2 separate regions of the Homo sapiens genome follow, and region 2 is linked to region 1. Evidence: chromatin contacts called from ENCODE Hi-C or POLR2A ChIA-PET data. All regions are on one chromosome and are shown on one strand. The core of a region is the stretch at or near the end of the contact, and the rest is flanking DNA. Distances in the headings are between cores, read along the strand shown.

Region 1 (4,236 bases), core at 362-2,861:
ATTAGCCTGGCATGGTGGCAGGCACCTGTAGTCCCAGCTACTCGGGAGGCTGAGGCAGGAGAATGGCGTGAACCCGGGAGGCGGAGCTTGCAGTGAGCCGAGATCGAGCCACTGCACTCCAGCCTGGGCGACAGAGCGAGACTCCGTCTCAAAAAAACAAACAAACAAAAAAACAAAAAAAGAATTTTATCTAGATCAAAACATGCAAGTATGTTGATTTCCCAAACTTTTGATGTAAGTGCAAGACCTTCCCTTTGAGTTTAGGTTCACTCTTGGAATTCCTATACTCTTTCTTGCTTGAACTACCCCCTTAATTTCCATCATCACAGAAATTTCACTGGACAGTCTTAACTGTCACCTGAACACCAAAATGCCATGCAAAGTCCCTGATACTTCTTTTTCCAGCCTGACTTTCTGTCAATCCCTCATGCTCATCTTTGGCCACAGTCACACTATTAACACCACTTGTAGACTAAACACAGCAGCTATTTCATATTACTGCAGTCATACATGCTAATCCTTCACTAGAATACTGGTTCAGTTGAATGGGGCCTTGTGAATTCCTACTCAATCCCTTATGATCCAACACAGTTGACAATTCTTGTCATCTTTCCTGATTCTCCCAGGCATGAATAGTTGATTTGTTCTCTTTGTTTTAACAGCATTGTGTACATATTCTACAAAGCACTTACCACATCCTCTCTCCTCCAACAGACTGAGTTCTTTGAGGCCAGGAACCACATGTTATCCATCTTCGTATTGCTGGTAGCTAACGCAGGTCCTGGCATATAGTAGGTTCTTGATCAATATTTATTGAATAAATACAGTAAATACTGTCTGGTAATAGCTTTTTATTTATTTATTTATTTATTTATTTATTTGAGATGGAGTTTCACTCTCGTTGCCCAAGCTGGAGTGCAATGGAGCAATGTCAGCTCACTGTAGCCTCCACCTCCCAGTTTCAAACGATTCTCCTGCCTCAGCCTCCCCAGTAGCTGGGATTACAGGCATGCGCCACCATGCCCAGCTAATTTTTGTATTTTTAGTAGAGACGGGGTTTCGCCATGTTGACCAGGCTGGTCTCGAACTCCTGACCTCAGGTGATCCGCCCGCCTCAGCCTCCCAAAGTGCTGGGATTACAGGTGCGAGCCACTGTGCCTGGCCGTAATAGCTTTTTAAGTGTGTGTATACCTTGTGCAAGATTAAGCTCCATCTCGTGTGACCACCAAGATGCTCTCTTGGGAAAGGATGCAAGACCAGGACTCAGATGAGTGTTGCAATTGTGGACACAGGGAGGGGCAGCCATGTATTTGCTGATCTCAGTCTATACCATAATTTTTTTTTTTAGTTTCCTTGTATGGTTACTGCACCATGCTATAATATTTGGTTATAGTCTGAATAACACATGCAAAGAGACAGATTTGCCATCCTAAATAATAATTAGAATGGCTAAAATTAATTTCCCTTTCATGTATATAGGTAAATCAACTATTTGTAATCCTGGTGACACATTAGAGTCATCTCTAGAACTTAAGCATTTTTAATGCCTGGGCATCACTTCAGATTGAATGAATCATGATTTCTGGCGTGGAGCCAGGCGTCAGTATTTTCAGAGAGATCCTGGGTGATTCTTTGTGTAGCCAAAGTGGCATACAACAGTCAGCAAAGTGCTGAGTTACACCCAACGTGCAGGTGGTCATTATTCAGTCCAGGTATGTTTTCCTTAGTCAGTTGGTTTCAGAACATGATGGTGGAACATATCAAGTGGTTGTTATTACCAGCAAAGTTTAGCTGCTCCATGAGCTGTATTTGTTGGGTGGATAGTGGCAGGCAGAGCAAATGACATCTATATGTTTGGTGTTTTTGGTGAAAGAGGAATTAAGGTCAAATGCGAGGGGAGTTCCAATCTTCAAATTGATCATTGATAACATTTCTGGTGCCCCTGTTACTTGCTCACCCCTGCCCTTTACTAGGGAAAGCAGAGGCAGCAGAGATGTGGTCCTTGCCCTCAGTGGAGGAGGTGACAGGGAGGGGAGGAAGAGTTGCAAAGCCACTCTTACCCTCTAGACACTTTCTATGTGTTATCTCATGTAATCCTCATGATAGCCTAGTAAATTAGATGTGACTGTTGTCACACAAAAAATGGATTCTCGGCCAGGTGTGGTGGCTCCTGCCTGTAATCCCAACACTTTGGGAGGCCAAGGTGGATGGATCACCTGAGGTCAGGAGTTGGAGACCAGCTTGGCCAACATGGTGAAATCCTGTCTCTACTGAAAATACAAAAATTAGCAGGCGTGGTAGCCCGTGCCTGTAATCCCAGCTACTTGGGAGGCTGAGGCAGGAGAATCGCTTGAACCCCGGAGGCAGAGGTTGCAGTGAGCTGAGATTGTGCCATTGCACTCCAGGCTGGGTGACAAGAGCAAAACTCCATCTCAAAAAAAAAAAAAAAAAAAAGAGAGAGAGAAAATGGATTCTCTTAATTTCCTCTTCCACAAAATGGGAATATTAATTGTTTTTACCTCCTTGAGTTGTTGTGTAGGTTAGAGGAAATTAATACATATTAAGCTCTTAGCATCACTGAACATACTAAGCATTCAATAAACACTGGAGATTCTTGTTATTGCCCAAGGTCTTAAAATGAGCAAGTGGCGAGGGAGCTAGGATTAAAACCTAAGGCTGTCTAACTCCGGAAGTCATGTACTTTCTTCTCAGCTTTGCAGGCCAGGTGGGGATTTAAGAATAACGCTATGAAAGCTGGGCACTGTGGTGCACACCTGTAGTCCAAGCTACTTGGGAAGCTGAGGCAGGAGGATCACTTGAGGCCAGGAGTTCGAGGCTGCAGCGTGCTATGATTGTGCCTATGAATAGCCACTGCATTCCAGCACAGGCAACACAGCAAGACCCCGTCTCTAAAAATAATGACAATAATAATAATTCCATGAAACTACAATATGAAGTTGCAATAGATGCAACGTATAATGCAGTGCCAAAAAAAGGGAGGGCCAGAGCATGAGAGCTGCACAATCACACTCAACCAGGGATGACAGTGAGTGTGGGCGGGACACAGAATGTAGAAACCCAAAATCAGGGTTCAAGTCCTCCCTTCACCATGTATTAGCTGTCTGATTTGGGACCAGTTACATCTCTAGTGGCCTCAATTTCTTCTTTACATAAAATAGAAGTGATAATAATACATTTAACTTTTTTATTATTAATCAGGGTACTGCTGAGAAAGAATCAACAGGAGGCCAGGAGTGGTGGCTCACGCCTGTAATCCCAGCACTTTGGGAGGCTGAGGCGGGTGGATCACTTGAGGTCAGGAGTTGGAGACCAGCTTGGCCAACATGGCAAACCCCATCTCTACTAAAAATACAAGAATTAGCCAGGTGTGGTGGCGTGGGCCTGTAATTCCGGCTACTCAGGAGGCTGAAGCAGGAGAATCACTTGAACCAGGGAAGCGGAGGTTGCAACGAGCCGAGATCATGCCACTGCATTCCAGCCTAGGCGACAGAGTGAGACTCCATCTCAAAAGAAAAAGAATGAATCAACAGGATATTTATTTATTTATTTATTGAGACGGAGTCTCGCTCTGTCGCCTAGGCTAGAGTGCCATGGCACGGTCTCGGCTCACTGCAACCTCCGTCTACCAGGTTCAAGCGATTCTCCTCCCTCAGCCTCCTGAGCAGCTGGGATTACAGGTGCGTGCCACCACACCCGGCTAAAACAGGAGATTTATTTCTTTATGGAATTGGCCCACACACTTAGAGAGGCAGAGAAGAGTCCCAAGATCTGCAGTTGGCAAGCTGGAGACTCAGGAGAGCCAACGATATTGTTCTAGCCCAAGTCTGAAGGCCTGAGAATCAGGAGAGGTGGATGTAAATTCCAGTTCTAGTCTGGGCCCAAAGGCAAGGGAAGACTGATGTTCTTGCTTGATGACAGTCGTGTCATGAGAGCAAATTCTCCGTCACTCAACTATGTTGTCTATTCAGGCCTTCACTGAATTGGGTGAGGCCCACTCACACTGGGGAGATCAATCTTCTTTACTCAGGTTACAGATTCAATTGTTGATATTTATCCGGAAACACTCTCACAGACACATTCAGAGTAATGTTTAAGCAAATATTGGGGCACCCTGTGGCCAATCAAGTTGACACATGAATTAACCATCACAATCATGTTTTCCTCCTTCTTTGCATGCCTGGTACTTTTTGATAAAATGCCAGAAATTGTGAATTT
Region 2 (4,810 bases), core at 2,268-4,767, 140 kb after region 1:
ATACAAAAATGAACATGTTAAGGATTTTATTTAATCACTGATTATTAATTATAGATGAGGACATTTGGCAGATGTTATAACAGGTTCAAAGGAGAAATCAAAACAGAACAAATTTCTGTGAAGTAAAGTACTGTTGAAATTAATATGCAAATTCAGGAAAACTAACTTATTCCACGGTCGGGGAGGGAAGTTAGTTGAACCTCTACTGGCCAGGACAAAATTAACATGCCTATAGACAACAGTTATTTTGCACTGCTATTAGTTACCTACGATTTACAGAGTTGTAATTTCCCTGAGAATCAGAATCTAATTACCTGTAGAGGTCTCCTCTAGAGTCTCAACAGTGCATGGTTTTCCAATGAAGCACATTTTTTTCCTATGTATAACCAGCCTGTCCTGTCTCCAGAATCCACACACAGACACACACACAGACACACACACACAGACACACACACACACACACACACACACACACACTCCCTTCGGACAACTTGCTGATCGTAAAGCTATAGAAATTCTCTGTGCTTTTTTCTTGATCTTTAGTTCATCATCAACCAAGGTGGATCTCAAGAGTGGCCTCGAAGAATGTGCTGTGGCATTGAACTTATTTCTAAGCAACAAATTTACAGACGCCTTAGAATTGCTTCGCCCCTGGTAATTTACTTTGTCTCTTTTAGATAAAATATCTTTCAGATGTTTCTGATGATTCTTTGATGTCATGCTTGTAAATTAATTTAGCTGTTCCCATCTGAATATTGATAAGCTAATTTAGTTCAGACCTCTTTACTTTGGTCACTTTTAAAATTCAATTTAGAAATCTGAGTTTTCAAATATAATTAATAGAAAATTTCTGATTGTTTTGCATATTTTAATCTCTCTTGTTCAGATATTGTCATCTTATAAGTAGTTTTATAAGGCTTCAATTTTGCTTTCTTCAGTGAAATGTTTTTATGTTTGTTCCTTTTAAATATTATTGAGAAAATTTTCCTTTGAAATGGGGAGGGGAAAAACCAGAATATGCTGATCTCAATGCTATTAAGAAATTTAAGATAAGAAGACTATTATTGGGGTTCTCTATTTGTTCGAAAAACAAGCAATTTAATTTCAATTAATAGTACCTGTTAAGTTTTCAGATGTGGCAATAAAACCTGTGCTTGCCTGTTTACTCGGCCTTTGTCTTGACAAGAATAATCGTACATTGTGCCCTCAAACACTTGCTTAGATGAAGCTTAGACCTCATATGATAATTTCCAAGATTACTTGGGCATAAAAGTCGGCAATCTCGTTCCTTACTTTGAGTGGTTACCAGGGTGACTGGACTCTGGTCATGTGAATCTTAGAGATTGATTGACCTGCTGAGGAGCTGCTATGGTAATTGTGTTAAGATTTAGAATAGCTGTAATCAAGATGGGTCAGCTATTGTTTCACAGGTTAAGAACAAATGATGAAATCGATAATGAAGCCCTGTAGTCTAAGGAAATTTTCCAGTGTTGTCTTCAATATTTGCCTCACAATCTCCACCTTGCCTGTCCTCTGCTTTTTTCCTTCTGTCCTCCTCTGTCCCTCAGACTTCTTTGTCTCCTGTCTCTACCTCCTTTTGTCTGCTTGTCTTTCCCTCTCTCAGTCTCTCCTTCTCTTTTCTCAGCCTACTTGCCTGTCTTCTTTGGGTTTTTAAATGCTTTTATTGATGAGCCATAGTTGTACCTATTTTTGGAGTACATGTGATAATTCCTTACCTGTATACAGTGTTCAGTGATCGATCAGGTTAACTGGGTTATCCATCACCTCAAACATTTATCTGTTCTTAGTGTCAGGAACATTTATAATTATTCTCTTCTAGCTATTTTGAAATAATGATAAATTATTGTTAATTATAATTTCTCTATTATTAAATACTAGAAGTTATTGCTTCCATTTAACTGTATTTTTGTATCCATTATCTCCTTTGATTTTTATTCAAACGAGTCTTTCTCTGCCACTGACACACAGCTGGTCATAACATGGAATGAAAATAGGTGATTTAGTGTTGTGTTCAGTCAGGTTAGTCTCCGATTTTTGTACATGTTTCAGTGTTTAAATGGCTCACGCCTGTAATCCCAGCACTTTGGGAGGCCGAGGCAGATGGATCACCTGAGGTCGGGAGTTCGAGACCAGCCTGACCAACAGGGAGAAACCCTGTCTCTACTAAAAATACAAAAAATTAGCCAGGCATGGTGGTGCATGCCTGTAATCCCAGCTACTCGGGAAGCCGAGGCAGGAGAATCACTTGAACCCGGGAGGCGGAGGTTGTGGTGAGCCGAGATTGTGCCATTGTACTTCAGCCTGGGCAACAAGAGCGAAGCTCTGTCTCAAAAAAAATTAAATAAATAAAAATACTTTTCCCTCACTTGAATCATTTTTTTTTTTTTTTTTGCTTCTTGAAAGAGCTTTCAGTTAAAAATGTGAGGTTTGAAACCACAATTAATGATTAACTTTGGGCTGCTCTGATTCCTTGTGGTTCTTTTGAACAGATAGTGCCCTCAATGTTCAGGACAAGCTGCAAATTACCAAAGGATGTTTAGACTATTTCCATGGAGGCAAAGAATAATGTGGCTTGCATTTGTTTTGCATGGCAGCAGGCTGTTATGCATTAATATTTAAATTAAAAACAAAACCATGCATTACCATTTTAAACCTTATAAATAATTAATACAGCTTAAGAAGTTTTGAGAAAATAAATGATGTTCTCATAGCCCGAGAATCTGGATGTCTGCCATCTATTAGGACTAGTTCTAGTTAACATCCTTAAGAATCCTGAAGCAGTTCTCACTGTAACTTGATGATTTGAAATATCAAGAACTTTAATCAGGAACTTCAGATAATGGGATTAGACTAGATACAAGGTCTGACAACTACTTTGGTCATGGCTCTTGTGACCAGCCTAACTTATTCCAAAATCTTGTTTGCTCTTGGCCTTTGGCTGGCGAGGAGAGGGATTATTTTATATAAGCCTTTATTTTTGAAAAAATATATCAGAATCTCTCTGTCAAAAAATACATTTCCAGCGGCCTTTATTTTAGCACTTATTTCAGAGCCAAAGGCCGTGTGCTGCCCCTTTTTCAACAGAAAACAGTTTGCTTGCAATCTGCCTGCAGGCTGCCCTCTTGTGTTGAAATAGGGAAATGCATATTGTCCCCTTCAACCTGGAACATTTTGTTCTGCCTGTGTGGGTTTACATTGGAAAGTCCTTGGTACTTGAGTTTTTAAGAGGTTACTTTTCACCACCCATATAATTTCAGTGATTATGGTGAAGGAATAAAGGTTACTGTGCAAGTCAGGACATGCATTTACTAGGATTTCTTATGATCAGTATTTCCATTGAATTAAAATGTCTGAATTCCCTGTGTTCTTCCCAGGGCTAAGGAGAGTATGTACCATGCCTTGGGCTACAGTACCATTGTGGTGTTGCAGGCTGTCCTGACCTTCGAGCAACAGGACATCCAGAACGGCATTTCTGCCATGAAGGACGCTTTACAAACCTGCCAAAAGTATGACGAGTCATTAAATACTTAAGATGTGACTGCAAACTTTTATGCCTGTGTGACAAAAATAATGTCATTTGCCTGACCAAAAGCTCTGTGTTTGAAATTGGCCACAGTTACAGAAAAGAAATTCAGCCTCGAAGCTGAAGGATTCCCATTTGGCATCTACATATTCCACTTTTCTTTTTGATAGCCTGGGGTCTGAGCTACAGAGATCTGGGGGGGATTTCGGGGGGATTTCAGTGGGATTAGCAGCAAGCATCTCTCAATGTAGATGACATTAGGTACTGCATGCCAAACCAAGCCACACAAGGAACATTCTTGTTTTAAGTGGGAGATGCAAATTCATGAGGGAATGTTTTATTTGTTTAAGAAGGACCTGTTTTTGAACACTTTTGTTTGGTGAAAATGAGATAGATTTTTAGTTTTATTTTAAGCTTTACTTTGTGTGTATAGGAAGACCCTATCAAAATTTTTTTCAAGGGGTAAGTTATTTTGATATCTTTTAAAAAATGATAGGTGTTTCACAGTATGGAAGATGCTTGGTTTGTGGACATTTAGGAATATTCAAGAATCCAGGAATGGCTGGCTGCAGCACCCTGATCAGATGGATGGGAGGAAATGACCCCTGTTGCTGTCAATTGCTTGATGTGCCCCCCATAGGACTAGGGCAGAAGGTTCATGATCAGAAGGTTAACATGGGTGAAATTACATCCTGATGTAATTGTGTTGTAAGCTCCTCAAATGAAGAGAGCTTCCAAATATTGCACTTTAACTTCATTTTTAACCTGTGGAGAATTTTACCACAAATACTGATTTTAGTTATAGGGATAAGGGAAGGTACTTTGGAGGTTAGTTTTCATTGGTGTGTGTGGGTTTCCCCACGTGGTGTTCAGTAGCACAGACTGAGTTCCCACAAATGGCTAGCCAGTGCTGCATGTAGAGTGTTGGAAAAGGATGATCTGTGTCCTATAGACTTCAGGGTTTAGAGTTTCAGCTTTTTGACTCTTTGGTGTGATAGTGACTGAAATGAACGTCAAATGAAAATGAGCTCAGCCTGATTTTTTTTTTCTATTTTCTATCTCCCTTTTTATTTATTCAATGTAGATACAGGAAAAAATACACAGTTGTAGAATCTTTCTCAAGTCTTCTTTCTAGAGGATCCCTGGAGCAACTGAGTGAAGGTAAAAGTCATTTAAAAGATCACTTTTTTCCTTGATTTTAATAGTTAAATGATCATCTCATAAAATTCCATCCTGAAGTATATAAAGTAAATGGAATGTCTTTTT

Evidence for each region. Hi-C counts contacts between places; a loop is a spot of excess contacts on that map. ChIA-PET counts read pairs that join two places held with the same protein, here RNA polymerase II (POLR2A). Pooled maps may share reads with other maps.
Region 2: a loop to region 1 is called in a map of CD4-positive, alpha-beta T cell, with 5 times the contacts of the local background. The contact joins two enhancer-like sites. A Hi-C loop is called at or near these places in 7 of 168 maps with a recorded cell type or tissue (B cell, CD4-positive, alpha-beta T cell, CD8-positive, alpha-beta T cell and 3 more), 13 of 37 single-sample maps with no recorded cell type and 15 of 50 pooled maps. POLR2A ChIA-PET finds 5 or more read pairs at or near these places in 2 of 52 experiments (both activated T-cell).

Annotation. Positions count from the first base shown.
Region 1 is chr9:15,347,651-15,351,886 of GRCh38, reverse strand. No RefSeq gene overlaps it. Among named protein-coding and RNA genes, the nearest start is that of TTC39B, 43 kb to the right of the region's middle. Within about 2 kb of position 1,611, at least 4 of the 41 ENCODE cell types and tissues checked have a DNase peak (open chromatin) inside an H3K27ac peak, as active enhancers do.
Region 2 is chr9:15,209,983-15,214,792 of GRCh38, reverse strand. It overlaps TTC39B (tetratricopeptide repeat domain 39B), which reads left to right. Exons shown (of 20, transcript NM_152574.3): 4 at 544-654; 5 at 3,396-3,527; 6 at 4,629-4,705. Among named protein-coding and RNA genes, the nearest start is that of TTC39B, 95 kb to the left of the region's middle. Within about 2 kb of position 3,517, at least 4 of the 41 ENCODE cell types and tissues checked have a DNase peak (open chromatin) inside an H3K27ac peak, as active enhancers do.